2 separate regions of the Homo sapiens genome follow, and region 2 is linked to region 1. A link is an interaction called in ENCODE POLR2A ChIA-PET data of the cell type or tissue named here. Cell type or tissue: PC-9. All regions are shown on one strand. Links, peaks and the distances in the headings refer to the core of each region. The heading gives the core; the rest is flanking DNA. Region 1 holds the start of PEX3 (peroxisomal biogenesis factor 3). Region 2 overlaps HIVEP2 (HIVEP zinc finger 2).

Evidence for each region. Peaks named below come from ENCODE experiments on the same cell type or tissue, not always from the same donor. Only the 100,000 strongest peaks of a DNase experiment are listed, where the experiment ranks them.
Region 2: POLR2A ChIA-PET joins it to region 1 with 5 read pairs; 2 of 35 experiments call an interaction of 5 or more read pairs at or near these places.

Annotation. Positions count from the first base shown.
Region 1 is chr6:143,445,966-143,461,665 of GRCh38, reverse strand. PEX3 (peroxisomal biogenesis factor 3) reads right to left here and starts at 10,861. Exons shown (of 12, transcript NM_003630.3): 1 at 10,551-10,861; 2 at 2,450-2,581. The coding sequence starts at 10,623. It overlaps ADAT2 (adenosine deaminase tRNA specific 2), which reads left to right and starts at 10,971. Exons shown (of 6, transcript NM_182503.3): 1 at 10,971-11,103. The coding sequence starts at 11,008. It also overlaps the pseudogene RNA5SP221. RefSeq lists enhancers at 11,021-11,180, 10,983-11,965 and silencers at 11,721-11,800, 11,861-11,940. In PC-9, for the core only: no CTCF peak of the experiment used is centred there; no DNase peak of the experiment used is centred there; H3K4me3 peaks cover 71 bases; H3K27ac peaks cover 582 bases.
Region 2 is chr6:142,754,290-142,769,449 of GRCh38, reverse strand. It overlaps HIVEP2 (HIVEP zinc finger 2), which reads left to right. Exons shown (of 10, transcript NM_006734.4): 6 at 914-1,068; 7 at 4,476-4,651; 8 at 7,885-7,986; 9 at 8,783-9,678. Among named protein-coding and RNA genes, the nearest start is that of HIVEP2, 180 kb to the left of the region's middle. RefSeq lists an enhancer at 7,556-7,605. In PC-9, for the core only: no CTCF peak of the experiment used is centred there; a DNase peak (open chromatin) is centred at 6,079; H3K27ac peaks cover 959 bases.

The sequences.
Region 1 (15,700 bases), core at 4,290-8,289:
TATGAACACCACATTCTAAAAGGGAAAACTTCTTGGGTAAGAAAACTACTTATATTTACCCCAAAGCACTCTTTTTTTTTTTTTCTAGTATATCAATTACATCTTATCCAAAGGAATAGAAATTTGATATTATTTGTAACACCATTATCATTGCTCATGTTATGAATTGTACAAAAAATGCAGAATGTGCAGAAAGCTAATTTGGAAAGTTTCACTGAACCTATATTTTGGCTCTTAGAGATTAAATATTTTACTTTTAATTGCCTATAGTCAGCTATTTGTTCATCTTAGGGTTGCATCATGGAAACGTGTGACCCCTATCTTTTGCTGGAGGAGCATACATAATTGACAACCCCATCTGCCACTGCTCTGGATCCATCACCATGTTTGCACTGCTCCCAGCCAATGACACTGCTTGTATGGGCACAGTAAAGCAGGCCCATTTCTGCAGGTCTCCTCTACCAGAAACTTTGGCTTGCAGACTCTTCATGGTCTCCCAATGCTTTCTTAGAACTGTGCTGTAGTCTGAGACTCTTCTTGCCTAATCTTTCTTCCTTCCTTGTCTTTTTCCCTTCACAAATGTCAGACCTGCACTGTGGCCTAAATGCTTCGCTTGCCTTCTTCTGCCTCCCTTCCCCTTTATCCTTTACAGGCATTTCTACTAGTAGATCTCTTGTACATCTAATCCCATCCTAGCATCTGCTTCCCAGGGGACCCAAACTGACACAAGGGTCCATGTCAAACTGCGATGTATTTTAAGACCCCAGCAGCTACATTTTACTTTTTTTTTTTTTTTTTTTTGAGACAGAGTTTCACTCTTGTTGCCCAGGCTGGAGTGCAATGGTGTGATGTCAGCTCACCGCAACCTCCACCTAACAGGTTCAAGTGATTCTCCTGCCTCAGCCTCCCAAGTAGTTGGGATTACAGGCATGCAACACCACGCCCGGCTAATTTTGTATTTTTAGTGGAGATGGGGTTTCTCCACGTTGGTCAGGCTGGTCTCAAATTCCTAACCTCAGGTGATCCACCAGCCTCGGCCTCCCAAAGTGCTGGGATTACAGGCGTGAGCCACCATGCCTGGCCCATTTTATTATTTTTTGAAAATTCAAATAATAAGCAGAAATGGACCATTCCCTAAAAATTCATTAAAATGTCCTAGGCAGTGGCAATATATTGAATGCTAAATGTAAATTTAAAAAGTTATCATTTACCAAGTATTTATCATACATCAAGCACTGTATAGGCATTATCTCATCACGGCCTCACAAAACATTTATGAAGTGGCTTTTATAATGTTCATTTTACTCTCAGAATTGTCATTATGTATAGTATTTATGATTACTATTCGCTTTGCAGAATGAAGGTATTTTTCTGAGTATTACTACTTCAAATATTAAAAATCATACTCCAATTGTAATTTTGGATGTGCCTCTTACCCTTCTTAATCTCAGCCTCAAGTAAAATGAGGTAAGTAAACTAATAATAAAGGCCTTTAACTCTAAAAAATTTCTAATTTTAAAATTAAATAAGGAGAATGTACCTTTATAAATTGTTTCTAAATTAATTGTTCTTGAAAGAATGTTAGAGAAATGAGTAAGCTTTAAACAATAGAAAAGAAAAACAGGCTTTGCATGGATTTGAGAACTAATTCTTCAGTTATGCCAGTTAGGACACACTGTTCTCTTCAAATATGGGCAGGTTGATTTTGTGATGGCATTCTCCCAGGACTATGTTTCTAGCTCTGGAGGTTAAATTATTGCCATTAATTAACATTGCCTGAGTGTATACTATTGTGGACGACTCACAGGTCTATAGTTGCCTACTGTAAATTTAATAAACTTAATGACTCTTTCCTATGGCCCACAGGCCCGATGGGATCAAGCCTACTTCTGCAGCCTTGTTTCCTATCACTGCCATTGTTCATTCTGCTCTAGCTACATGGCCTTTTTGCTGTGTCCTGAGAGTACCAAGCTTGTTCCCGCCTCAGGCATTTCACATGGCTCCCTCCATTGTAACATTTGGTTTCTGCTCAAATGTTACCTCAAAGAAACCTGACTCTACTGATCCCCTGTCTTAAAGAACGTTCCAGCCCTCACATGGCTTTATGTTCCATATGGCAGCCATCACTGCCTAAAGTTACTTATTTGTTGTTTATCATCTTTTCCTCTCCCTAGAATATAAACTCCAAAGGTCAGGGGCTTTTTGTTGTTGTTGTTCACTTCCTGCTTCCCCAGGCCTGGATACAAGTATTTGCTAAATGAATAAATAAAATGAATGAACTGATTTTTAAAATTCACATTAAAATGATGTAATTCAGTTAAATCATTCAAACACTTGCTAGATTTACCATCTTTTCTTTGCCTTTTCCTCTAAATTTGATCCCGGTGATATGCAAATTAATACAACCGTCAAACAACTTTACACATGTATAAATATTTCTCTGTCTTACCTGTCATATTGCAAGTCCTCTGGTTACTTTCAAAATGATATTGTCGTCGTGCTTGGGCAATGTATTCTGCAGCCTCCCTTTCCTGTATTTCTCTGATTTTCTTCTGTCCATATTTCCCCAGAATATATACTCCTACAATCATTAAAAAAGTACTATATTCATTAGAGTACCAAAAATTCTACACAGTATTTTTAACCTACTTTATGCAATTATAAGTTTTATATTAGTGGATAGCTAAAATTACATTTTTAAAACCTAAATAAAGAATTTTGTAAGATTGGCCCAAAGAAAAGGAAATTAGCATTTTTACAGCCAATGACAGAGGAAATGATGGGCACATAAGGACCAGGTTTGAGGAAGGGAAAGGAATTAAATCTAAAAAGTCTGGCAGTGCCTTTACTAGTAGACTAGAGATATTCTACATGTCCAGCAATGGAGAATTGTTTAAATAAATGATAGTCTAGCCATACAACGAAATCTTATGTAGTTATTAAAAACCACATTGCTAAATAATGACTCAAGGAAATATCCATGTTATACTGTTAGGTGATAAAATAAGATCCCAGAAATGTTACTTTTTTTAATGGAAACAGATACAAAAAATAGGTGAGTTTTAATTTCTAAAATATAACAAACAATGATCATTGCTGAATGGTGGGATAACAGGTCATTTTGTCCTCTATATTTTCTTCAATGAACACAAAATGCTTTTTAAAACTATAAGATAAAAATTTTAAAAGGAACAATGAAAGAAAGGTAGTTAGTCAGGCAGAAGTCTATTTATCCATCCATGTGTTAGAAAAATCTCTTTGAGATAAGGAGAGAAAATACAACTCTCTCATCTAAAAATTAGTAACTTAACTGGAAAAAAAAGAGGGAAGAGGGTACAGAAACTCCTAAATTCTAACACCACAGGATAAGAATATAGGTGGTGTCATGTGGCCTGTGATTTAACAGATTTCAGCATAGGCAGTATGATATATATGTGTACATTTTAGTCTATATCTGAGGGGCAGTCAGTTTTCCTAGCTGGGAATGTGAACATTCCAGAGTGGTTAGTTAGCCACACTTGATCAAAAGCCACATTCCAAAGCTTAAGCTCTTCAACTAGCTTTTATCACTGATTTAGCACCAAATATTTTTGATTAGCATAATGATTATCAGGAATGGATTTTCATAGATTAATGGTTTTCAAGATACTGGACTAGCTAAAACATTTTAGTAATATTCATATGAACTAGAATATACAAATCAAGCAAGTCCTTCACCTTTGCCTGGGATCCTTAGCCGCTAGTTCAAAGGATTCTTAGTCAACTGAGTTAACCAGGTAGCCAACCAAATCCTACAGCTAGAATATTGTTGCATTTTCTTCAGGTAAATCTTTTATAAGCAGTTCTGCGGTAGCATGAAACAAGGGCAGAACACTGGGACTTCAATAAGCTTACAGAACAGGTTGTGTTACTTTTAATCTCTGTTTGCCAGTAGATGTTTTTAAGTGTGCCAGAACTTGGTTTCATTATAACCTGAGAGCAAGGCTGTAAGGAATTAACTAATGCTCACCTACCTCCCACTGTCTGTGACCCCCAGTATCTACTAAACATAACCTAAGAATTGTGCATGACCTAAGTAATTAGATTTGGTCTGTCACAGGTAGAAAGTGGGTAGCCCTCTAGCAACTGCAAAACAAATACATATCCTGAATTATTTTCACTAATACAGGTGCTATAGGTGAACTGATAAGATATTACATATTCTTAAAAATAGTAGTTCAGTAAAAGGGTATGTGCTAAAAACAATTAGAACTACAGTATGATTGCTGTTGCTATGTTTATATGCAATTAATGTATTATAACCAAGCTTAAAGAAGAAATGAGAGTTCATATAAGTGGCTACATGGCTACCTTTCCTGTACTCCATTCTAAAGAAACTGATGATAGTGCTACAATACCAACAAAGGAAACTGACTTACATTTCACAAAGTTACTCTATGACAGGCAATTCTGACATAATAGATCTGAAGGAATTGTTTGTATCTTATTTGCACAACAGCTTACTGAAAGTTACATGTAAAATGATTATTTCTCAAATTATACTGTAAAATCAACACTAAGATGACACTTTTTGCACAGCTAAGAATTTTTTTCTTTAACAATAGTAAATTTGATTGGTGTGTTTCTCTGGGGAGAAGGTCCACTGCTTTAATCAGAGTCTCAACAAATCTGATGATTTTTTTTAGGAACTGCTATTTAACACATTTCAGCATAGGCAGTATGATATAAGTGTGTACATTTGGTCTATATCTGAGGGGAAGTCAGTTTTCCTGAGTGCGAAATTTTCCTGAACGTGAAATCAGAATGTGAACATTACAGAGTAGTTAGTTAGCCACACTTTGATATTCTAACTAAACTAAAAAAGAAAATGAATTGCCATGGGAGCCCCAACACCTCAGAATGTGACCTTATTTGGAAATAGAATCTTTACAGTGGTAATCAAGTTAAAATGAGGTCATTAGGGTGGGTCCTAATTCAATAAGACTTGTCCTTATAAAAGGAAACTTGGACATCGACAATTGCAGAGGGAAGACAAAGCAAAAACAGAGGAGATGCCTATCTATGAGCCATGGTGAGAGGGTTGGAATAGATCTTTCCCTTACACTCTGCAGAAGGAACCAATCCTGATCTTAGACTTCTAAATTTCAGGATTGTAAGATAATACATTTCTGCTGCTTAAGCCGCCCATTTTGTGGTACTTGGAAATCAGGCTAAAATCACACAATCCATTATTTTTCTTGATTTTAGCACTGAACTAAGTTCTTATACAAGGTCTAATTCATCCAGGCTCATAAATTCTGATTTTGTCAGATTTGTTCCCTTAGAAAAATAAGAATGAGGACAGGTAATTCATTAGCTAAAACATGGAGCTCATGACTATCTATATACTCGACTGGCAGCCTAGCCTGGAAAACAGGAGATATTGACGGCTCTGGTATCAAGTAGTTATGTGACTTTTGAGAAAGTCCCTTCCTCCCTCTGTGTCTAAATTTCTTCATCCTCAATATGAAAGACTGGGATTATATGAGCTTTAATGTTTCTTTTGTAGCTATGACTTTATGTATTAACAATGAAAATATTTACTAAATACCTTAAAAAATAAATGTCAAATGCTTTGAGTTTTCCATTAATAACATTACTAGAAAATAAGACTTCTAGTCTTTCCACAATTCAGTTGTTTTAAAACCATCTCTTAGTCTTCTCTTTCTGGATGAAAATCCCTACAATGCAACTATTTCACAAGGTTAATAATTTCAAAAAAAGTTTGAAAATAACCTATTGTTCCCAATCCAACAGATCACAAAATCCTACTACAGTATTCTGATTCTATTTCAGACACATTTTCTAAATCTTGCCAATTATCTACAACTTCTTTATCACTGTCACCACTTAGACTCTAAAAATTAATGCTCTTGAACTGGTTCAATAGGTCCCTAACTCTTCACTTTCTGGTCACACACCTGTTTAACCTATCTTATATATGCAAAGTGATTTTCTAAAACATAAATCTCATATCACTCATGTTTTTAGAATCCTTCAACATCTTGCCATCATTTCTTAATGTGGTTTCCCTGTTCCACTTACATTAGAATCACTTGGGACAATTAAAAATGTAGCCTTTAAAGACACTCCTTGAAAATACCCCTAAATGGGCAGGGCGCGGTGGCTCATGCCTGTAATCCCAGCACTTTGGGAGGCCGAGGTGGGCGGATCACGAGGTCAGGAAATCGAGACCATCCTAGCTAACATGGTGAAACCCCGTCTCTACTAAAAATACAAAAAAAAAAAAAAAAAAAAAAAAAAAAATTAGCCGGGCGTGGTGGCGGGCGCCTGCAGTCCCAGCTACTCAAGAGGCTGAGGCAGGAGAATGGCGTGAACCCAGGAGGCGGAGCTTGCCGTGAGCCGAGATCGAGCCACTGCACTCGAGCCTGGGCGACAGAGCAAGACTCCGTCTCAAAAGAAAAGAAAAGAAAAGAAAAGAAAAGAAAAGAAAATACCCCCAAATGTCTTATCTTGCATGATGCTGCATCCCCAGTACATAAACTCTGACTGGGACTCAGAACGCAATAAATATTTGCTGAATTAAGGAATTCTTGAACTGCACTCTAAACCTAAAGAATCAGAATCTGGAATAAAGGATCCTATGTTTTATTAAGCTCCCTAAGTGATTTTTTTATCCATAGTAAACTCTAGCAAGCACCAATACAAAGGATAATGTCCAAATTATGTAGAATGGCTTCATAAGGCCCTTCACAATCTGTACTCTAGCTACTTTTCCAAGTTAATCTTTTGCCACTTCTCATTTGCATAGCCATAGTGAAATACAGTTTCATTCATAAAAAGCAATGTTGCTGAACCTCTTGAATTGCTCTTTTTCCTTCTGTGTCCTTTCTCCTTTGCTAGCTCTACAACTTAAGCAGAAATTCTTCCTTATGGAGCTTTGCCTGACATCTTCACACTTTCTTCTCATCAATGCTCCCACAACACCCTGCTCTATTTTTGTACTATACTATCATACTACTTTTATTTCCATTTCTGTACCATGAGTTCAAAGTCAGGATCTGTCTTATTCCTTTGTATTTCCAGAGTAAAGTACAGTGAGATCAGTCACTTACTCTCATTCAAATGTTTGTTCAATGACAGAATGAATGAATGAATGAATAAAAAATGTGAAGCCAGAGATTACAGGATTTAAGGTATAAATCCAAGTCAATGTTCTGAGGTTTTCAGAAACCAGTAAGTCAATAAATATCAATCTGGTTGCTCTCTGTTCTCCAAAACTTTTTCCAGTGCAATGGTTCTCAAAGTGTGGCATGGGCACCCCTGGGGTCTTTAAGACCATTTCAGGGAGTCTATAAAATCAAAACTGTTTTCGTAATAATACTAAAATGTTATTTGCCTTTTTCATTCTCATTCTCTCATGCGTATACAGTGGAGTAATTGAGAGGTTACATGATGTGTGATACCACAACTGACAGAATATAGAAAGAGATGAGAATCCAGCTTTCTTCAATTAAGCCAAACATTAAAAAGATTTGCAAAATGTAAAACAATGACACTCATTAATTTTTTGAAAATGTTATGTATGTTAATATGTAATAGGTTTATTATTTTAAAATGAATTAATATTTTAAAAAATTTCATTTTAATTTTGAATATCATAACTATTAATAGATATAAAATTTAGAAAGCTTTTGAGGGTCCTTAATTTTTCAGAGTGTAAAGGAGACCTTAGATCAAAAAGTTTGGGAGTCAATTCTCTAGTCTTTTCACAAACTGGTCAAATTATGCCAGGCTCAGTGGCTCATGCCTGTAATTCCAGCACTTTAGGAGGCTGAGGCAGGACGATTGCTTGAGGCCAGGAGTTCAAGACCAGTCTGAGCAATGTAGTGAGACCCCTGTCTCTACAAAATAATTAAAAATTAGCCAAGCATGATGGTGCACACCTGTGGTCCTAGCTACTTGGGAGGCTGAGGTGAGAGGATCGCATGAGTGAGGAAAGTGTGAAGATGTCAGGCAAATCTTCATAAGGAAGCCTTTCTACTTGCCTTACATTGTAAAGCTAGCAAAGGAGAAAACAAGGCTGCAGTGAGCTACGATCACACCATTGTATTCTAGCGTGGGTAACAGAGCAAGATCCTGTCTGAAAAACAAAAAAACAAAAAAACACAAAACCCGAACACACCCAAACCCCCCAAACTGGTCAAATTATACAAACGCGTAAACCAATTAGTTACCCACCCAAAATCTGAGGAAACAGAAATTGTTACTTAAGAAGGCCTGCTACTCAAGGTTTTACTTACTTACTTCCCCCACTATTGAATGCCCAAACTTCTCTGCGCATGCCTGTTGATATACTACCCAGCTTTCAAGCCTGTCAAAATGTGTCTCTTCTTCCATGAAATTCTTCCTGATTTTTCACAACTGCATATGCTACTTGCCAGTGTGATCTGTACAGCATTTTTTCACCTCTCTTGTTTTTCTGTATCTTAATTACATGTATACTTGCTTTTCCTTCCTATCAGACTATAAAGGCCATGAAAGCACAGTGATATAATATGGAAATAGAATGTGCTTTGTGGTCCAACACACCTGGGTTTGAATTCCAGTTCCCCTTCACTAATTCTGAGACCTGAGGCAAGTTTCTTAAATTCTTAGGGTTCTTGCTGCCACATTTTTGAATGGGGATAATAATAATTGTCTTCTTGTCATTCTGCTTAAATAGGAAGAGCTTAGCACAATGCCCAGCGTAAAGTGGGCACCCAATAAATAGTAGCTGTTACTATTAAAAATATATAAATCTTGTATTTCCATTTATATTACCTTCAGCATTACAGGCACTTGATAGGTATTTCTTAAGTTAGACTAATTAAAATCTAACACACTGTAGAACTTTCTCCCTGAAGCAGAAAGAACATGAGACTCAAACAAATGCCAACCACGGTCATCTACTCTTCCTTTCTTTTCAGACTGACTCCTTTTTTGATATAAAACACTAGGATTATTTTCTCTTTCTGGCCGTCTGAACTTTTCTATTTTTTGCATTCCTCTTATTCTGTAACTATAAAGCTCTTGTTAGTTTTTTAAAAAAATTATAAGTTTAAGTATACTCTTTTGCTTCCCCTGTGATTATTTCTAATCTACTACAAAGTTGTTCCATAAGCTGAAGGAGTATTCCTTCTGAGATCGCTAAAGAGATAATTTTCCTTCCTTCAGTAAACGCAAAAATACTTTATTTGTATTTCTTCAATCACACATATATTTTTAGCTTTTATAAATAAAATGGACTCTGTAGTCTTAGGATAATTTAAATATACATTAGATACTAGCGACTGAAGATATCAGAAAATACCTTTTATATATAAAGGATTTCTCGAAGGTGTTCAAAATTTACATATGCTTATTATTGATGTGTGATAGACCTCAGAGACATGCAAAACACCATCCTTGGCTCAGCAACAAGAACTCTGTTTCAAACTTTCAAGCATCACCAAAATCTGAACTATTGATGCTAAAGGTATTAATTGCAAATTGTTTGGGGAGAACAGAATACAATCTAATACGTACTGTTAATTTCAAATTGTTTGGGGAGAACAGAATACAATCTAATACTAAGAGAAAAGCCAACCAAATTCTTTGGGAAACTCTGTTCTTGATTTTAAGTACTTTTGTAAACATAGCATGTAATAAGTGATGAGACTATTTCTCAAAAACTCAAGTTCTAACAAATTTCCTCTTTTATAGTTCCTAGATGTCCTTTTCATATAATTCACAAAACTTTTATTCCCTCCTTCAAATCCCTGAATATTATCACATGAGCATTGTATGAGGGAAAAGCGTCTCAAGATTTTTATCTTATCTGTTTCTAAATCTCCTCTGGGCCTGTGCAACTCAGTTATGTCAGCTAGATTACAATGATCCCAACCTTGAAGATCCTGAGGAAGATTGCACAACATCCCTCAAGCATTTTTCTTACTGCCATAGTTTGTATTCTAAAATGGCAGAAACAGAGCTAAAATATTGATTTGTTTTTCTTTATCTAATCCATATCTTTCAGTCCTTTAGGACAACTGCGCTGTTTTCAAAAATTCAAATCGACTTTAACCACCACCCGAAGTGCAGCCTATAGGTAACTTCCCTAGATTATTATTAAACTCCTGAGAAGGGTGAGAGCCAAAGTATCAAGAGTGCCAAGGAGAAATGCAGAATCTCACAGGAAAGCAGAATTTTTTTTAAAAAGTTCCTGTAAGAGAATGGTGCCTTGAAACAGAAACTTAAACTGTGATGAGTTCTCCAAAGGTCCGTGAGAAAAAAGGATAGGTGAGAAACAGAGTTAAGAGTCGGTGACAGGGCAAAGGGCACAGAGGCATTTCTCAACTGCAGAGATGGGAGAACCCTGGAGGTTGGCCACCTCCCTTTTCATCCCATGGTTGATCGAACTCCCTCTACATATCCCAGACTAGGATCGCCCGGCCTGTCCTTATTTTAGAAGAAGTCACCTCTCCCACCCCCTTCTCCCAATGCCCCCTTTCAAGCACGTTGTCACCCACCTCCAAGGACCGTGCCCAGGAAGATGCATTTCTTTTTGTGGCGTTTCAGAAAATTCCATACAGACCTCAGCATCTTTAGGCCCTAGGGGTGTGGGCTGACTAGGGGTGAGGGACTGCTTCACCAGGAAACTGTTTCTTCGTCACCTGGCCCAGATGACCCAGCAAGAGCGCCGTCGTCCCGTTCTGTGCTCTCCCGAAATCACAAACGTGACTTTCCGCAGAGACTGTCACCGGAGCGGCAAGGGGGCGTGGACTACAGCAAAGCAGCTACGCTTTCTGCCGCTGCCGCCGCGCAGCCGCCGCCGCTCACTGGTCCGACAAGCCCAGGTCCGTTCAGAAATAGCTCCCGAGTGCCTTTTCATTAGACTACCCCCGGAAACGGGGTCCCGGGCCCGCCGCGTTCCGCTGCCCGCGCTCCTCCTCTGCCGCGGGCTCTGTAGCTGAGTGGTGGCTGGGTATGGAGGCGAAGGCGGCACCCAAGCCAGCTGCAAGCGGCGCGTGCTCGGTGTCGGCAGAGGAGACCGAAAAGTGGATGGAGGAGGCGATGCACATGGTGAGGAGCCCGGGAGGTAGATGCTGCGGGGTGGGACCTTTCTCCAGCCCTCAACCCGACCCCGGCATTTGAGCAAACGTTCTTTCTCGTCACCATAATTTTTATGGCAGTCAGATGTTCTGGGTGAACAACTGGCTTTACTGCCTCGAAACTTTCTGTAGCCCATTCTCACAGTGGCTCTGGGCGAAGGAAGGGGAGGAAATACACAAATTATTTGTTTCATTGCGGTGGAGTATGCTGCAGACTTAACATTCTGTCGCCGGCTGGCACGTGCTGCCTCCCTTTCCTTTCTGTGGTCACACACTCTCCAATCTACAAAGTCACATTATTTGAGGTTTTGGCCCTTGGAACATGTCCAGCAGAAGGAAGGAAACTGAGAACGTTTCTGGTAGAGAGCAGTATGGAAACAAGTCCCTGTACAATCGGCGTCTCGCATTCATTCATTATTTCCTCTGCCCTTTTACTTCCTTCCCTCACTCCCTTCAGGACTGCGAAATAAAGGGGGCTTTCAACAGAATGCTGTGTGCTAGCGAGCTTCTTAACTGGGAAAAAAAGTTTGTTTGTAAATATATGTATTTACATTTTAATAACTACATACAGCCACGTGCCACACAATGACCTGTCGGTAAAGGTCGTTATCCTGGAGCATTAAATCTACTCACCTTAGCCCTATTGTCCCATCCAAGTACTAACCAGGCCTGACCCTGCTTAGCTTCCGAGATCGGGGGACATTCAGGGTGGTATGGAGGTAGACAACCCTAGTTTCTATGTAGACTTCTGGGCTAAACACTTTCGCTACCTTTTAGGTTGACCCTGGGCTAGCACATGTAAATACATTTACATACGTTTACAAACAAACTTTTATCCCAGTTAAGAAGCTCGCTAGCACTTTTCAGCTCCATTATAATCTTATAGGACCACATATACAGCGGTGGTGCTATAGGATTATAATGAAGCTGAAAAGTTCCTGTTGCCCAGTGACATGTAGCCCTCCTAACAAGTACTTTTTTTCCTTTAAGACCTTGAAGAAACTTGTATATGCTAAAACCCAAGAAGCAGCTGCCTCCTTAATCCTGTGTAGGAGGACGTAAACTATGGAATCACATCCCTAGGTGTTTATAATACAATTAAGAGACAAAAAATGTCAAAGCCAGAGAGGTCTAGAAATTCTTTGAAAACATCTACATGTTTAAAAAGATACAAAGTAGCATGGCCAGATGCAGTGGCTCATGCCTGTAATCCCAAAACTTTGGAAGGCAGAAGCAAGAGGATCTCTTGATCTCAAAAGTTGAAGAACAGCCTGGGCAACTTAGCCAGACCCCGTCACTACTAAATAAAAATTTAAAAATTAGTAGGGCATGGTGGCATGTGCCTGTAGTCCCAACTACTCAGGAGGCTGAGGAAGGTGGATTGCTTGAGCCTTGGGAGATTGAGGTCGCAGTGAGCCGTGTCTGTGCCACTGTACTCCAACCTGGGAGACAGAGCCAGACCCTGTCTCAAAAAAGAAAAAGATACAAAGTAAAGGAAATACAAAGAAGGAAAATATTTGCGACATATATAAAAGGACAGGTTTAATAACCGTAGCATATAATTTATATAAAATCTAAGTACTTTCCGACGTAAAAGGAAAGATGTATACCCTAATACTGAAAAAGGTCAAAGGCTATGAATATATTTCTTTTTAAAATTTCTTTTTATTTTTAGAAGATTTTTTTTTGGTTTAGACAGGGTCTCTCTGTGTTGCCCGAGCTGGTCTTGAACTCCTGGGCCCGGGCAGTTGTCCCACCTCAGCCTCCCAAAGTGCTGGGATTACAGGTGTGAGTTACCACACCTCACCTGAACATGATATTTCTAAAAGAAGTGACGAGTGAGTAGCCAGCAAATAAATGAATACACAATTTCACTATTAATGAAATTCAAATTAAAATGATACACAATTTTTTACCTGTTAAATTGGCAAAAGTGAAAGCAATTTTAATGCTTGGTGATAATAAGGGTGTGCATGTTTGAGGTGTTTGTTGGTTGGGAGGAGCTGAATTTAGAAAACCCTTTTTTTTTGTATGTAACATGTATATTACAGTTTTTATTTAATATGCTGATAAAGTTAACTCTAGTTAAGCCAAAGTTGAAAGTTTTAAGTTTAATTTACTTTTTTTAAATTATTATACTTTAAGTTCTAGGGTACATGTGCACAATGTGCAGGTTTGTTACATATGTATACATGTGCCATGTTGGTGTGCTGCACCCATTAACTCGTCATTTACATTAGGTATATCTCCTAATGCTATCCCTCCCCTCTCCCCCCAACCCCATGACAGGCCCCGGTGTGTGATGTTCCCCACCCTGTGTCCAAGTGTTCTCATTGTTCAATTCCCATCTATGAGTGAGAACATGCGGTGTTTGGTTTTCTGTCCTTGTGATAGTTTGCTCAGAATGATGGTTAACAGCTTCATCCATGTCCCTACAAATGAAAAGGATGAACTCATCCTTTTTTATGGCTGCATAGTATTCCATGGTGTATATGAGCCACATTTGCTTAATCCAGTCTATAATTGATGGACATTTGGGTTGAGTTCCAAGTCTTTGCTATTGTGAATAGTGCCTCAATAAACATTCTTGTGCATGTGTCTTTATAGCAGCATGATTTATAATCCTTTGGGTATATGCTCAGTAATGGGATGGCTGGGTCAAATGGCATTTCTAGTTTTAGATCCTTGAGGAATCGCCACACTGTCTTCCACAATGGTTGAACTAGTTTACAGTCCCACCAACAGTGTAAAAGCGTAGAACACCCTTTTATTAGGACAATTTGGCTAGGCAGATATAAAAGGCCTTAAAAGTGAGCTTATCCTTTGATCCAGTAATGCCCTTTTTTTTTTTCCCAAAGTGAAAATATTTTAATGTTTTCTTTTTCTGGTTATGTAAATAATTCATGGTCATAAAAAATTCAAACTATAAAAAAGGGTTAACAAATTATGTAAAAATTACCTAAAAGTCCTACTATTAGAGATAATACTATTAGTATTTTGGGAGCATCCTTCCATATCTCTCTGTCCATATGTAAACAGCCATATGTACTTTTGCATAAATGGAATTATATGTTCTCTTTTTGATTATCAGCAGTTTTTTTTGGTAGTCTTAATATATTAGTCACTCCTCCCTACCTCATGGTATTTCTGTTGCTATGGAGTGACTACCTAAAATGGGACAAAGGATGTATGTGCTTTGAAATTATATAGATATTCCTGTATTGCCTTCTAAAACCATAATGCCTAATATCGTAGCCACTAACCACATGTGTCTATTTAAGTTTAAATTAATTAAGGTGAAATAAAATAAAATCTAGCTCCTCAGTTGTATTAGCCACATTTCAAGTAGTCAGCACCCACATATAACCACTGGCTACCGTATTGGACAGTACAGATCAAAGGACATTTCCATCACTACAAAAGGATCTGTTGGATAGCATATAAGGTTATCAACTTTACTGCTTTTTAATAAAACCATTATTTTTCATGGCAGGTTTCTTTCTGAGAGCTAAGCATAGCATCATCATAGGTTATCATTTTAATCATCATAACATGTTCAGCATAACATTCTAAAGATAGGCTTGGAAAAAAGAAGTATGACTAAGTAATAGTGTTGCACTCTTGGTGTGTTCCAGATACTATGCTATGCACAGTGTTTTCATGTGGGCCATGTTATAAGCCCCACAGAAGCCCTATCAGGTGAGTATTATTATGGTCCTCATTTTCAGATGGGATATTGAAGCTGAGAAAGTTCAGTAACTTCCCCAAAGTTAGAGAGCTGGGAAGGATGGGGCTGTGATTTGAGGCCTGTCATCTGCTGTTAAATACTGGCCTGGCCTGCCTCTCGGTGTTAGGTAGCTCACTGCTTGCCAACATATCCTCTGCTCTCTTTCTTCCTTTTCAGTTTCTTTACCTGAATACTGTGTATCTACTGTGTAATTTAATTGAACATTTAGATTTTTTTCTTCTGTGAATTGCCGAGGCATATACTTTCCCCAATTTTGTAATAGTTTGATTTAAAAAATCGCACTGTAGGAGCTCTTTGTATTTTACAGCTGTTTCTAGGAATAAATCACAAAGAAGCAATATAAATATTTATATAGAGAAGTTCTTTACTTGTTTATAATAGTGAAGAATTTGAATCACTTAAATGTCAAATAATAGGAGACTAGTTGGTTGAATCAGATATGTTCATAAGGAGAAATACTGTACAACCTTTACAAAATCATGTGATGAAAAAATATTACCCAATATAGGGAAAGGTTAACAATACATTTCTAAATGAAAAGGGCAGACTGCTGAACTGTATATACAGTGTAAATCTATTTGACTTTTTAAAAACTGTAAATATGTGTATGCAGGGCATAGGAAAAAACAGAAAAAACCCCCGTTGCTTCAGAATAACAGGGATTATATTTTGGGGTATTGGGATTCTTAGTGGGTTTTTTTTTTTTGATACATGAGGTTTTTTTTTTTTAATCGCTAAGTTCTCCACCTTGAACACATCTTACTTTATAATTAGGAAAAAAGAAAGATTGACTAACTATCTATACATATGTGTATAGAAA
Region 2 (15,160 bases), core at 4,194-8,193, 690 kb after region 1:
TGAAGGTCAGTGTGGGGGCGTTTTCAGAAAGTCTGGCCTTACTCAGGAGTGGAAGAAGCCACTGACTGCACTTGGTTCTGAGGTCTCAGGCATGGTCCATTTTCAGAAGAAAAAGCCTACATTTATGCTTTTAAAATTTAAAAATTTGGGTGCCATGAAATCCTACCACTGGGATTAATTCCCATGGGTTATTTTCCTTCTGACCTTTGTGAGTGACCTAGCAGGTCTAATTTTCTCTGGATGTGAGGAATTCAGGGAATTGTGAAGTGGGCCATAGAGCAGGGAATGGAGGCTGAAAGGAAAGACGAAGAAGGAGGACCGAGCTTTGCAAATGCTGCAGGGCTTACTCTCATTGACGAGACATCTGTCTCCTTCAAAACTTATTTTTCCAAGTTGCTGGCTGGTTTATTCCTACAAGAACCATCAATGCCTTCCATGTAAAATTATAAAAATATTAAGGGGAATTTTGAAATTTCTGCTAAATTAATAAGGAGGCAAATAGAGGATTTAAAAATATGTTTTCACTTTTATCAGTTACCATTTTCCCTTCAATAATTTTTGAGACTACTTCCTTAATTAATATAGATTGTTTTCATTGCTACTTCAAAACATAGAATGTGTCTTTTAAGTATTAGCATTGCACAGAGTGCTGAGTGTATATGTGTATCTATATATTTTTATATATAATATATGTACTTATTATATATAGCTGTAACAGAATGTTGAATTTATTCAGTGGAAACTGTCATTCTTATCTGATTTTATCCCTAGTGGTCCTTATTTTATATAACTAGTTCCTGGCCTTTTAGTACAGAATTTAGGCTCATTTTCAGAGATGATGGAAGAGTGGGACATAGGGGCTCCTGTGTCTTGGAGAAAGCATGTGAAATGATTCTCTCTTCTTGTCTTACAGATGAAACCTGATGCGTCCTTTTTATTTGGCAGCAAACTAGAAAGGAAACTAGTGGGAAATATCTTAAAGGAAAGAGGGAAAGGAGATATTCATGGAGATAAAGATATTGGATCCAAACAAACTGAGCCAATCCGAATTAAAATATTTGAAGGAGGGTAAGGAAACAAAGTGCAAATGTAAAATGTGCAGTTATAGGTCAGAGTAAATGGTCCAGAATGTCTGCATGGAAAAGGTACTGTCTAATCTGGTTGAAAGCTGAAAGTAAATTCCTTTTCTATTCACAGTTCTGAACTCTGGCTGGTAATAGATCATAAGTTCATGCCCTTGCCTTTGGGATTTGCTTTGCAAGAAAATGTCCCTAATGGATATCATTCAAGCCTCTTCCTTAAATTTTCACCCCTCTAATTTATTATGAAATCTACTAAATTGGTGGACACTTGATGTCATCTAAGTTTGTTCATTCTTTGATCATTTTATAGGTATTTGTTTTATTGACGGACATATTTTTATTGTATGCTTACAAAAATCAGATCATGCACAATCATGTATAATCTTCAGAACTAGTTAATTTGTTTGTTTGTTTTTCTTATTATCTAAACTAGAGGCTTTAATGGGATTTCACCAGTTCCATCAATATCCTTTTCTGTCCCAGGATCCAAGTCAGGGTACCACATTGCACTCAGTTGTCTTGCCTTTTCAGTCTTCTCTGGTGTATGACACTTTCTCTGTATTTAGGAATTTCTTTTCAAATCTTGAGTCCTGAGTCATAGAAACTCAAGTAATAAGGTTCAAAGACTTTGTTATTTGTATAGTTAAGAAAAATTACACATATGTAATGTCTTGTTTTAGATTTTGATAGAAATGTATCTTTCATCCAGTCACATAGAAGGAAAAGCCTACACTTATGCTTCTAAAATTTAAAAATTTTGAAGCGTGCTAACCACATTTTGGAGATTATGATGTAATTAGCCTTATCTCTACAACAAATCTATTATTTACATATCTTCATGGGCATGACTTTATTCCAATTATATTTGGAGGAAATAATGTTACTTGTTTGACTATAAAATGTGGAATGTTCAGTGAGATGAAATATCCATTTCTCACCTAGCATTACCGGTTTGGAGATGGATTATTCTATTTGGTTGTCCCTTAGGTTTTGCCCTCTTTGGATATCTAGCATTTTCACCACTAAAACCACAATTGTATGTAGTCATGAAGCTTGTCTTGATATTTTTTTGACATCCCCCATCTTTTAACACAAACGAGAGAAATATAGATTTTATCTCTCCTCAGAGACTGAGAGGTCCCTGTGACTGAATCAACCCTCTCACATTCAGCAGCCTTCATAGCAGTGTACTTGCACCAATAGATTAGCGAGAACTCCACAATTACTGTATGCTTTGGGGAGCCCATCTCCACTAACGAAGGACACAAGTGAAAAAGCGTATGTGAACATTTTATTGCTGTGTTTTGGTGATCCAAAAGGATTGTGCCCATATTTCATTTCCTCCTCCTTTAATTGCCCCGTTTTATGGGCTGTGTCCCATTACTTCTTAATCTGTGGCCCAATTTCTGCCCAGTGGTGACCAAGTGTTTTTTCCAAACCTTGTGTTACCTCCTCTTATTTTGGCAATTGCAAAGTGATAGCTAAAAAAATAAAAAGTATTACTGACCAAAATTGTAAGTGTATATTGTCTAACTGATAGGTTTAATAATAAATTCAATAATTTAGTTAAACACAGCTTTGAATGTTTTTCAAAATCCATCAATTACCTTATCAAGTAGATTCATGGGCCTGTAGAACTGTTGTATGATATATTATTTATACCAGTTTCTCTAATACATCATTATATTTTATACAGAATTTTACTGTATTTTCATTCTGGAAGCAAGTTAATCAGCTAAGACATTGAAAATAAAATTATACTGCTTGATGATAAAATGCATTTCCCATCACTATGATGGCAGGCTATAGTAAGCTTGAAGTATCCTTCCTTGAAGAAAATTAGCTTTGTACAAAAGTATTTGTTTTAGTCTATATGTCTTAAGCAATTTCATCTAGTTAGGGGCAGAGAATAGTGAAATTTAAAGGTGAAAGACATTTGCATCTTTAGGGTTTTTTCTACTTTATTGCAAAAGACAAAGATAAAATTCAAAATAATTTTGAAGAACAAGTGGAAGTCAAAATTCCTGGTAAAAGGGGGGAAATTTAAAGGAACGGAAGACATGCAAAATTGATTATTCATAGTTTTGAATAGTTTCTACTTAACTCTCATCTGGATTGGTACTGACCAAAAAGTAGATAACGTTAAGATTAGATGTGAATCCGTAACAGAGTTGCTGTTTAAATATGTGGATGGATTTCCTTTCTTAAAATTATTTCAATAGATTGGATGACTGAAGTTAAACTTGCCTTTATTCCTGTTTGTGGATTAGCTAGGATAAAATGAGGAAGTTTGCAATGCTCTTAGAATGTAAAAAAACTGTAAATTTAGTGCCTTTAACTAAATCCACAGTGGATTAGGGCATTTTGCATGTCAGTTTACCTTTGGAAGTTATGAAAAGAACTCCCCAAATGGAGCGTCTTTCCAAAAATAACATTAGACCCAAAATTCTAGCCTAGCTTTGACTTAAGAGATAATGACAGTCATTGAATTAGTCCGTATACTACTACTATATCTTATGACAAATTATGTTTTATTGTATTCTAAAATGGAATGGTTGAGCATTGGGTAGATTTCTTCCCTTGATTATCAAAGAAAATACCTAAGACTGTTTTTCTAGCCGATTTGATTAAGCAAGATGACCTCAGATATCCTTTCAAACATCTCTATGAAACCCTTCTGGAAACAAATGCAAATTTGATTAAAAATAGAATCTCTAGTTTTCATTATGTAACTACCTTGAAGAAGCTAGTTGAAATTTAGACTCCACATTATTACAGATTCATGGTCTTTGGGAAGAGCAGATCAAATCTGTAGACAACAGTTGGTGAGCTGAGCTCACCCTGTGTAAACTAGAAATTTCTGAGGCACTCTCGTGCCAGGATTGTAAAAATAGAGTAGGAACTTGCAATGAAGAATTCTATTATCAGTTATACTTAATTTAGCAAATTTAGAGGGTTGTATGTTTGTACATGTACATCTTAGATGATGTAATGTTAACAAAAGATACATGATGAACATGTTGGTATGCTTTTTGTATGTCCCTTGATTGGAGGCCATACTAGAATCCAGTCCAAAGGTCTGCAGCTCTTTGAGGTTTACATAAGTCATTTTGAACATCTACTTCCCAACTCTATAAATTCACATGTAATAGTGAAGCCAATTCCATTTTGAATTCCATGGAGCATTACATTTTGTTTACAGTGCCAAATCTATTATCTAGTTCTTTCAGCCATTTACTGCATAAATTTCACAGGCTTCGTAGAAGTAAAGTTGAATAATTGTCTGCAAAAGACCCTCATAAAACTTTGCCGTGCAAATAATTAGCTTTTGCTTTAATATATAGCATGCTAAGAATATTTGAAAACACACTGGATTCCCTCTTTTTAAAACAGGTACAAATCGAATGAAGATTATGTATATGTCAGAGGACGTGGCCGGGGAAAGTACATTTGTGAAGAATGTGGGATTCGCTGTAAGAAGCCAAGCATGCTCAAAAAACACATCCGTACCCATACTGATGTTCGGCCTTATGTATGCAAGTTATGTAACTTTGCCTTCAAAACGAAAGGTACAAGTCTGATTTTTTTGAGAGGAAAAATACTTCTCTATGGCTACTTAGATTTCTGAGTGCTATTTTATAACTAACCTTCATCAACAATAAAGATAGTTTGTTTGTGAAAATATGATTCCACGAAATATATTTTCTCCCTCAAGTAAGTGATCAAAGGATGTATGTGAGACTGTGAGGCTCCTTTTATGACTTAATTAAGAGCAGTAGACATAGGTCCAGGCCAGTTGTCTCCAAAGGAAGTGGCTACAAATTGTCTGGATAGCTATTACTTCATGTTGGAAATGTTATGTGGTCTAGATAATATTTACACCAGTATTGAAATCCTGCACATGCAGTGGTATTAGAGAAGCAAGGCAGCAGCTGGGAAGAAAACATGTGCTCTTGGTCAGTTTCAAGATTATAAATAATGTAGAGACCCACACACTCCCAGGTGGGTGCCTTCATCCACAGTTGCATTAATTATGCATAGAAATTTGATAGCTTGTGTTCCCTGTTTTTATCAGCACAGAGACAATTTCTGATTCTCAGTACATAACTGTTAGTCTTATAAAACTAGGACTTGCCTTAAAATTTTTTTTTAAAATCTGTTTTTAACAGGTAGATTTATGTAAAAATATTTTACTCAAGGAAGTTGCTTCGGTTATATTTTTATTTTTTATAATATTATGAAAATGTTCATAAGTCTGGTAGTCTCAGAATACAAACAGTAGTGAATTAGAGGTTGTTCGACTTTTGCAGAAGTGTGTTTTACCTTAGGTTTAGTGGATACTATAGGCACCCCCTCAACACTTTAAATTTTCATATTGATTAATCTGCTCATTCAAGAAAAAGAAATACCAAGTAAAATTATCTTTGGTAGAGAAATGTATACCTATATTCTTTTATAGCTGAAAATCCTAAATTGCTAGAAGTGTAAATGGGTAGCCTCTCAACATATCTGTTTCTCTTTTATTAAAAAGATCTATGTAATAGAATTGCCTCATTTGAAGCTGAAAAAAGTATGTGTTCATTTGTGTCTCAAAAAATAATCATATGGCCTTTTAAATACCACTCACCTCTGCACAATCAAGCCTTTTATACAGAACTTTACTAAGAGATTCCCTAGGAGATAAGAAAATAAAAACTTTGGTTTCAGGGAATATTGCAATTCAATAGTCATTACGAATGATACATATCTTCACTGGGCATATGAGTTTGCTGCAGGTATAGTTGTGTGAAAAACTGGATGAAGAAATGACACATCTCTAGATATTTTTAAAAATCAAATTAAGTCTGCCTCTGAATCATCATCTCCTGAAGGAAATAATTTATTCTTGGTCATTATTGGAGTTTCCTTGTCACCCTTTGGGAATGTGCAAATGTCTCAGAATCTTAAAATGAGCAAAACATCCTGGGAAACCCTGCCAGTTTTCACCTCCGACTGAAATGCCTGTTGTCCAAACCCACATTGTCGTCTGAGCACAGATGGAACGCCCTTGCATGACCAATCCCTTCTCCTTGTCTGTGCCACTTCTTCAGGGGCCTCCCCCGCCACTCTCCTTCCCTCTCCTTGTCCTTATACATTACTTCTGCAGCTCATGACTTTAACAAACTAAAGCCATGGTAGAATTGTTTCAGATCCAGATTTCTAGCTACAGACCTATTCTGAAGATGGGAGTCTAAAGCCTGACTATCCTTGGAATGGAGAGAAAAATGTAGGAGAAAGAAACACATACTAAAATCTAAATAAACTATCCCGATATGCTTAGCATCTATACCTATACACATCCATAGCGTACTTGCACTCTGGCACAAGTGATGATTTTTATTAATTTGTAGATACATTTCATTAATTTTCTAGATTTAAGCATTCTTGATATGTCTATAACATTTTTGGGCTCTTTAAAAAATGGTAGATATAAGTTTTGATAAATAGGAGGAGTGGGGGCCTGGAAATATTTCTGTTTGGAATTATTCAAAACAGCATGTAAAATTTATAAGTATATAAGCAATAAGTAAATAATAAAGCAATATGAGTAAAATAATAAACAACAGTGTCCCAGTTTTAACTGTGGCTCATATATTACATGAACAGCAAGCTGAACACCCCTACCAGAGGAATAAACTGTGCTAGCAGGCTGAGTTTCCACGGAGATTTCACAGAGCCTTCTCTTAAAGTATTTGTTGGTACATTGCTAAAGCGTTGTCAAGGGCACAGATAACATTATGGCTATTTTCACTGAAGTGATGTAAAGGCGCCTTACAACTGAATTAGTTCCTGAATCTCTTTTGATAAGTTATATGGCATATAATTTATATGTATGTGTGTGTGTGTGTGTGTGTGTGTGTGTGTGTGTGTGTGTGCATTCTTCTGTAGATCCTGGGTCAACGAGGATTGGAACAATGTTTTCAAAATTTCTCACATTTCATAAAGCAGTTATACAAATTATATATATAATTTATATCCACACATGTATATACACATATAATTGTATATGCCATTATCATTATAACATATTCAGCATGAAACCTTTCTTTTTTGTTAGTGTGATAGGAGCCTGAAGATAAGTAAAGAGGGAATGTTGCTGCTCCAGAATTTTAGGAATTGCTGTCATAACTTTTGCTAACATATGCCAGACAGATAGATGCTAAATACTGGGAATAATGCTCCCTATGAGTAGTTAGCTAATTATTTGTATGGATCTTTCAGAGCACTGACAAGGTTGGCCCTCACATTAGTTTGTATGTATTTTTCTTCTGAATGGTGAAGATCCTTGGAGGTTACTCTGTACCTGATCAGTCACAGAAGGTCAGGGGCCCAGTGGGTGTGTTGAGAATATTTCATTCTGAAGTATCTCTGAGGTGTGTGGCCAGATTGCGTTTCCTGTTTCTGTGGAGTCCCAGGAGGCTGGTGTATTTGGGTAGATATGAGGTCCCTTCTCAGGCAGAAAAGCCTGGGATTTCTAGTCTTGCTTTGAGCCTACTCTTGAAAAGATGTGAGCCTGGACTTCCACATATCTTCTAGAATAAAGAATATCTGAGATTGGGCCAAAGCTCTCAGGGATTGATATCTTCAAAGACCAGATTATTCTTCTTAAGGTTGAAACAAGGGGTAGTGGGTAGAAACAAATCTGTGTTACATGATGAATTTAATAAAATTAGTTCATTTCACATTGAATTTGGAGCAGCTATCAGCAGTTATTAATTTGATAACCAATTAATTTCTCTCTTTTTTTTGCTACATTTTCAAGGAAACCTAACGAAGCATATGAAATCTAAAGCACACATGAAAAAATGCCTGGAATTGGGAGTCTCAATGACATCGGTGGATGATACAGAAACTGAGGAAGCAGGTGTGTATGTCATAAATGAGTTGACAGACCTCTTCATTATGCACAGTGGAGCTCTGTGGCTGAGGTAGTAAAATAAGTTTAGATATTTTTAAAAAGTGATCACTTTTCATTTTATTAAATACTAAATATAGAAAATAAAACTGACACATTGAATTGCTTGAAATCTACTGAGAAGAAATGCATTTCAGTTTTGACTCCGAGGGCAAAAAAGGCCTTACTTTGAAAATACTTATATTTAGAGCCTTCTATGAAGGGAATAGAATTGCACTTGCTTTGTGATAGCAAATTAGATTTTATGAGGCTTTTTGGGGAATTTGAAAAGCATTTTAATGTATTATTATTCAAGTTAAGAAGAAACCCAGTAGGAAAACAAATAAACTAGCAAACAAACATCATTAAGGTTGGCCAGACCTCCTGAGTTACATCACTTAGACATACGTTTGTACCTGAGCTTGCAGAGACAGGTTGTTGCCTTTCTTTCTCCTCTAGCATCATAATTAACATTATCCATGCTCATTTGTTGAGGGTTTTCTGTGAGTGGGATGATGTCTGAGATATAAAGTCCTACTATGGAATCTTTCTTGTAAGTTGGGGATGAAAACAAATAGATATACAAGAAGATAGAATGAACGCAGGGTCACACAGGTAAGTGCCTCATTTTATAGGAGTTCTCAGACATAACTATCTGTGGGCACTAGGGATTGGGAAAAGCGTTTAGAAAGAAATGAGGCTTAAATAAGATCCTAACCTTGATATTTGGATCTTGATCTCCATTATCTTTGTTTAATTGTTTCAGAAAATTTGGAAGATTTGCACAAAGCAGCAGAGAAGCATAGCATGTCCAGCATTTCAACTGATCATCAGTTCTCCGATGCTGAGGAATCAGATGGTGAGGATGGAGATGATAATGATGATGATGATGAAGATGAAGATGACTTTGACGACCAGGGAGATTTAACACCAAAAACAAGATCAAGAAGCACCAGTCCTCAGCCTCCTAGATTCTCCTCCTTGCCTGTGAATGTTGGCGCCGTACCCCACGGGGTTCCTTCAGATAGTTCCCTGGGACATTCTTCGTTGATCAGCTATTTGGTTACTTTGCCAAGTATTCGAGTTACTCAGCTTATGACACCCAGTGATTCATGTGAAGATACCCAGATGACAGAATACCAGAGGCTATTCCAGAGCAAAAGTACGGACTCAGAACCAGACAAAGACAGATTGGACATACCTAGTTGTATGGATGAGGAGTGCATGCTACCTTCAGAGCCAAGCTCCTCTCCCAGGGACTTCTCACCCTCAAGCCACCATTCCTCTCCAGGATATGATTCTTCACCCTGTCGAGATAATTCACCAAAGAGGTATCTGATACCCAAAGGAGATTTATCTCCCAGGAGACATTTATCACCTAGGAGAGATCTGTCACCCATGAGACATCTTTCACCAAGAAAGGAAGCTGCATTGAGAAGAGAGATGTCCCAAAGAGATGTTTCACCAAGAAGGCATTTGTCTCCAAGGAGGCCAGTGTCTCCTGGGAAAGATATCACAGCAAGAAGAGACCTCTCTCCTAGAAGAGAGAGAAGATACATGACCACAATAAGAGCGCCATCTCCCAGAAGGGCTTTATACCATAACCCACCATTGTCCATGGGACAGTATTTGCAAGCAGAGCCAATTGTATTGGGGCCTCCTGTAAGTATAATCCACTTTTCTTTCTAATACATAAGTGGAAGCACATTGGTCCTCCTGATAATGCACTGGTGTGAAGTTTAGTAGAACATGGGTATCTGTCATGGGTGGAGTGAATCTGGCTAATGAAAATAGCGGGGAGACATTTTTGTCATATGCTATTGTCAGTAACATGGCTGTGGCATTACCTAAAGTGTAGTATTGCATCAGAGCAGCAGTGCATTCCCAGTGGGAACAGGTGAGGCCTTTCTGAAGGCTTTCTAAACTTAACTAATGATAGACGTAAGCTGAAGCCTTTTTGTAAGTAAAAAAGATGAACCTTTAGAATGCCATGACTGCATGGACATACACTCACAGGGACATTTAGGCATCACTTATATAACTCATCACCAGGTAAGGATTCTGATTCAGCTGTTAACCTTGACTTTCCAAAACTTTTATTTTTAAAATTTTTATTTTATTTATTTTTTTTGAGACAGGGTCTCACTCTTTCACCCAGGCTGGAGTGCAGTGGCACGACTTTGGCTCACTACAACCTCCGCCTCCCAGGTTGAAGCGATTCTCCCATCTCAGCCTCCCGAGAAGCTGGGACTACAGGCGTGTATCACCACACCTGGCTAATTTTTGTATTTATTGGTAGAGGCAGGGTTTCACCATGTTGGCCAGGCTGGTCTCGAACTCCTGAACTCAAGTGATCTGCCTGCCTCGGCCTCCCAAAGTGCTAGGATTACAGACATGAGCCACTGCGCCTGGCCTCAAAAACTCCTTTTTTTAATAAACTCTACCTTGCCCATCATGAGGGGACATGTGAAACTGGTCAGGGCCAGGGAGAGGAGAGAATGACACACTCGGCATGTTTATAAATCAAAGACATGAGCCTGTCTGCTTTTCTTGCCATTACTACTATCAAGTGCACTTGCTCAGTGGAAGCGTGGGCCCAAGGAGAACGGGAAATCAGGAGAGCTAAGTGAGAATGTGCAGAGATTTCTATGATATGCCTTCATTATAAGTGAAGATAACAGTAACCACCATGGATTACATTTAAGCAGTAGGTTTAATACAAATTCATATAAAAGCACCTGTCCTGCCTAATTCCACGGCTCAGTAGACTGTGATGTCTCTTTCAGTTTGTGTAGGATTTTAAAAAATGAATAAAGCATGCACTTAGCATAGACAGAGGCATGATACCTTTGGAATCTGTCTGCCTTGAATGTGTTTTGATTTCCTGGTTTCTACTCTTTGTTGTACTCCCTTGCTCCGGATCTCTGTGTCAAGTGCATCAGCACCATCCTTCACAGCCAGAGGAGACACTGCCAGCTCCCAGCTCTGTTTTATCACTGCCCTGGCAGCCAATTTTCTCCCTCTCATCACCTTCCACCACCCTGAATCCTGAGCTCAGCCTGTCATTTTTTCACTTTAGGAAAGCTGCTGCATTCCTGTCCCCATCCCCAGCACCATCTTTTCACAAGTCTGGTACCAACTTCATCTTGATGAAGCAATTCCTGCAGAAACATATATAGCAATTGGGATGTTGTTTACCAAGCTAACAAATTAGCAAGCTAATAAGAAAAAGAGATACATTTCCACAGGTTTTGGTGCCTTAGCAAAAGTAGGAAAGAGGGATCTTCTGCAGTTTATGCCATTGCAGCATGAATAGAGAACTGTAAATCTCCTGGATCATGGGATACCAAGTCTGGGATGACACATGCTTTCTCTGGTATACACGCAGTGATGCTGGCAGAGTGTGTTAGATGAGCCTCTCCCTGCCATCCCTGCAGCTTGTGTTCTAGCATTGGCCAGGTGGATTGAGAGTGTGGCATTTGTGAAACAGTGGTGCATGTTCAGTCAACTGCAAACATGCGATTCTTCAGTCAGAAAAAGTAAGCCTTTATCGCAAACATGCTGTGGTTGTAAAAATTTATAGCAACCCACAGTCAAGTTAGGCAAAGGAATTGGAAGAGTGGACTAAGGGAGTTCATCTGATTTTTAGATACATGCCCAGAAAGTTAGAGAGAGATGAGTTTTAGTAGTCACTGAGTTTGTACAAGTTTTTTTGATGTGTTTTTGTTTTGTTTCATTTTTTTTTAAATATCTGATCATGGGTATTATTATTATTTTGAGATGGAGTCTCGCTCTGTCGCCAGGCTGGAGTGCAGTGGCACGACCTTGGCTTACTGCAACCTCCACCTCCTGGGTTCAAGCAATTCTCTGCTTCAGCCTCCCAAGCAGCTGGGCCTATAGGCACGTGCCACCACACCCAGCTAATTTTTGTATTTTTAGTAGAAACATGGTTTCACCATGTTGGCCAGGATGGTCTCGATTTCTTGACCTCATGATCCGCCTGCCTCGGCCTCCCAAAGTGCTGGGATTACAGGTGTGAGCCATCGCACCTGGCTGATCATGGTTATATTTCATAGTGTTATTAAACTTTATCATTTATGATGCTTTTGGCCTGTTACCCAGTTTAATTCTCTTTAGAGGATGTATAGCCTGCTGCATTGTTCACATGGTATGAGGGAACAGATCTGGGAATCCTCCCTGATGTAGGGACAGTTCGTCCCAAGCACTGCCCACTTTATGCTTTCTCACACCACAGGACACTGACTGTGGTGTGAAGGGACCTTACAGCCCAGTCATATTCTGCCTGCGTTTGGAGTAATGGTGATCATAGCCAACACAGGTTGGGAAGAAATGAATGAATTCAAATGCAGATTGTGTTAAGTGTATGTGCATATATATGTATGCACACATATACACATATGTACAAATGTACCTACACAGACATCTATATATACATCTATATACCAGTTCTATTACCCCACTCATCTCTTCAACAGTGTGGCAGTAAGGAGCTCTAGACACAAATGATGAGAAGGAGGTAGAAGTGCTCCAGTGCCCCTGTTAGTTTTAATTTTAAGACAGATGGATGGACGGATAGATAGATAGATAGATAGATAGATAGATAGATAGATAGATAAGGTATCTTTTATCCATTTATTCAGTATCTACTGAATTTTTGAGGGTCTACTACGCATGGTTCGAGGTTGAGGATGAAATAATATTATGGCTGTGGCCTTATCTTTTTTTTTTTGATAAATAAATTTCCTTTTCCATTTTAAAGCTTTTGTAGATAGGTAGCAGGAAGAGAAACAAAGGTGTGTCCAGGCCCTCAGTATGTAGTGTAGATGAAGATTGTGTCTAGGGAAACAGTCAACATTCATTCCTATCCCTTGTTATCTGTGTGATCTTGGGCGAGTCACTTAACCTCTTGACCACAGTTTTTTAATTTGTTTCTGGCAGCCAGGGAGGTGGCCCATGCAGATTTTTGTTCCTGAAAGAACGTGCCATTCAGCTGTAAGGAATGTAGTGGGCAGACAAGCCTCCTGCTGGCATGTCAGCACCTTCAGGACAGGACTGTTTTGAAGCCAAAGCCATGCTCTCCCTGCAGCCCCAGCCAGTGACTGAGCACAAATGGGTCACTTCTCCTTCTCTGCTCCCTGCTGCCCCCAAGGAGGCTCTTGCTCTTCTACCTCCCTCTCATCATTTGCATCTAGAGGTCCCTACTGCCATACTGTTGAAGAGATGCGTAGGGTAATAGATCTGGTACATGGCGTATAGATGTGTATATAGATATCTGTGTATGTACATTTGTACATATGTGTATATGTGTCTATACATACATATGCACTTAACATAATCTACATTTGAATTCACTATTTGTTTTTCCACGACAAAATTTTCTTACTGAGATTTAAGTAAGATGGAAGTTTGTCCACCACATTTATAAGGCCCAAATTACAAAACAATAGGATTGCAAATGGAGTAAAAACCAAAGTAGAGAAAACTTATTGGGAGTTTCTTTGGAGGATGAAGAAGGGGTGAATGAGAGGAGAGAGGATGTGTAGAAATGCCTGGTGGGGCTTGGAGCAGTGGAAGTGGCCACATGGTAGAAATTCTACTTGTACACGTAGCTCTGTGGTTAAAATCAGTGAAGGGCTGAATTTGAAACTTTCATTAGTAGCACTAATAAGATTTTATTGGATTTAGAACATGCTGAGTATTATTGTAGTTTTAGAGGACAATTCATGACTCCATTTGTCAGCCTGGATTTGGGGATCTCAAGTCAGTTTACGTAATAGGACATCTCTCTCTCTCTCTGACTTCTGTTCCACTTCCTTGGTTTCCCCACAGATCCACATTCTGACTGGTTGTATGCAATGGAGGTCATGGAATAGCAGCCAGAAGTAAAACAGAAAAATAACCAAGCTCGGTTTTATTTTAAACTTTGAATCTGTGATTGCTGTGATTAAAAGAAAACGTACTTGATTATCTTCAAAGATCGTTACTGTAGGCATTACAGGTCTTCCTCCCAAACTGGTGTTTGATGAAGGAGACGTGCCTTTTCCAAACCTGATTAAATACAAGGGGGATTTTGTCTATGTGCAGAATTTAAATGATTCTCATACCGTAAAATTCCCACCTTTCCCAGCTTATGAGGTCGTGGTAACGATAGTGTTAATGATTGCACCGTTTCACTCACACTTTCAGGAGAATCCATGTTTCCAGCTTGCATATGATATATCACAGAGAAGGGTAAGGGCTAAGCATCTTAGAGAGTAGCAGAAATCATAATCTAGATAGAACTGGATGAATCTTTAATGCTGCAGAGCATACCTTGAGTTTTAGAACTGAAACTCTTGAAATAGAACAGTTTCTTTGGCTCTATCCTGGACTACTACCATACTGTATGGGTTTATATCTATCTATCTATCTTTGGTTCTCAAAAAATAGAAAAATAAATGAAGTCCTTTTTAGATGACAATCCATTAAAGAATGAATCACATTAATTAAAATATGATAATATTAAAACCTGATAATCTGACAATCTAAGTTGTATTTCACTACAGAAACAGTATAGAAAATAAATTCTCCATTTTCAGGACTAGGACTATGAAATCTGAAATTCTGGCTGAACATTTTAAGCATCCTTAATTCATTGATTGCCAAGAAGATATTGAGGTGGAAATGATAATATGAACAAAAGAATTAAGATGCAGTCATCTTTGGTTCACAGTATAGAGTCGAATATAAGTTGTTAACTGTCTGAAATAATGTTAACTACTTCTATGATGGATAGTTTCCTTTAAAAAATTATTATTGATGTAAGACTTAAATGGACTTGGTTTGTTATTGGATGGAGAAGCTGGCCTTCTGCATTGAGTATCTCTTAGCAGGAATGCATTCCTTTAGACCAATGTCTTACACATTGGAGGAACCAGTTTGTGGATCCTCACCACTGTTTTGTCATCTGTTCTGTGGAAAACTTTTTAAAAAAGCCAATTTTCAGACTTGTCATTCCAATTATATACTCATCAACACTTAAGAAAAATATTAAAAATCTGTCCAGTATAGCAACAGATGGTAATCTTTTTATTTCCTTTTGAATTAAAAAAAATATTATTAATGTTTATTAGTGTTTTTTGCT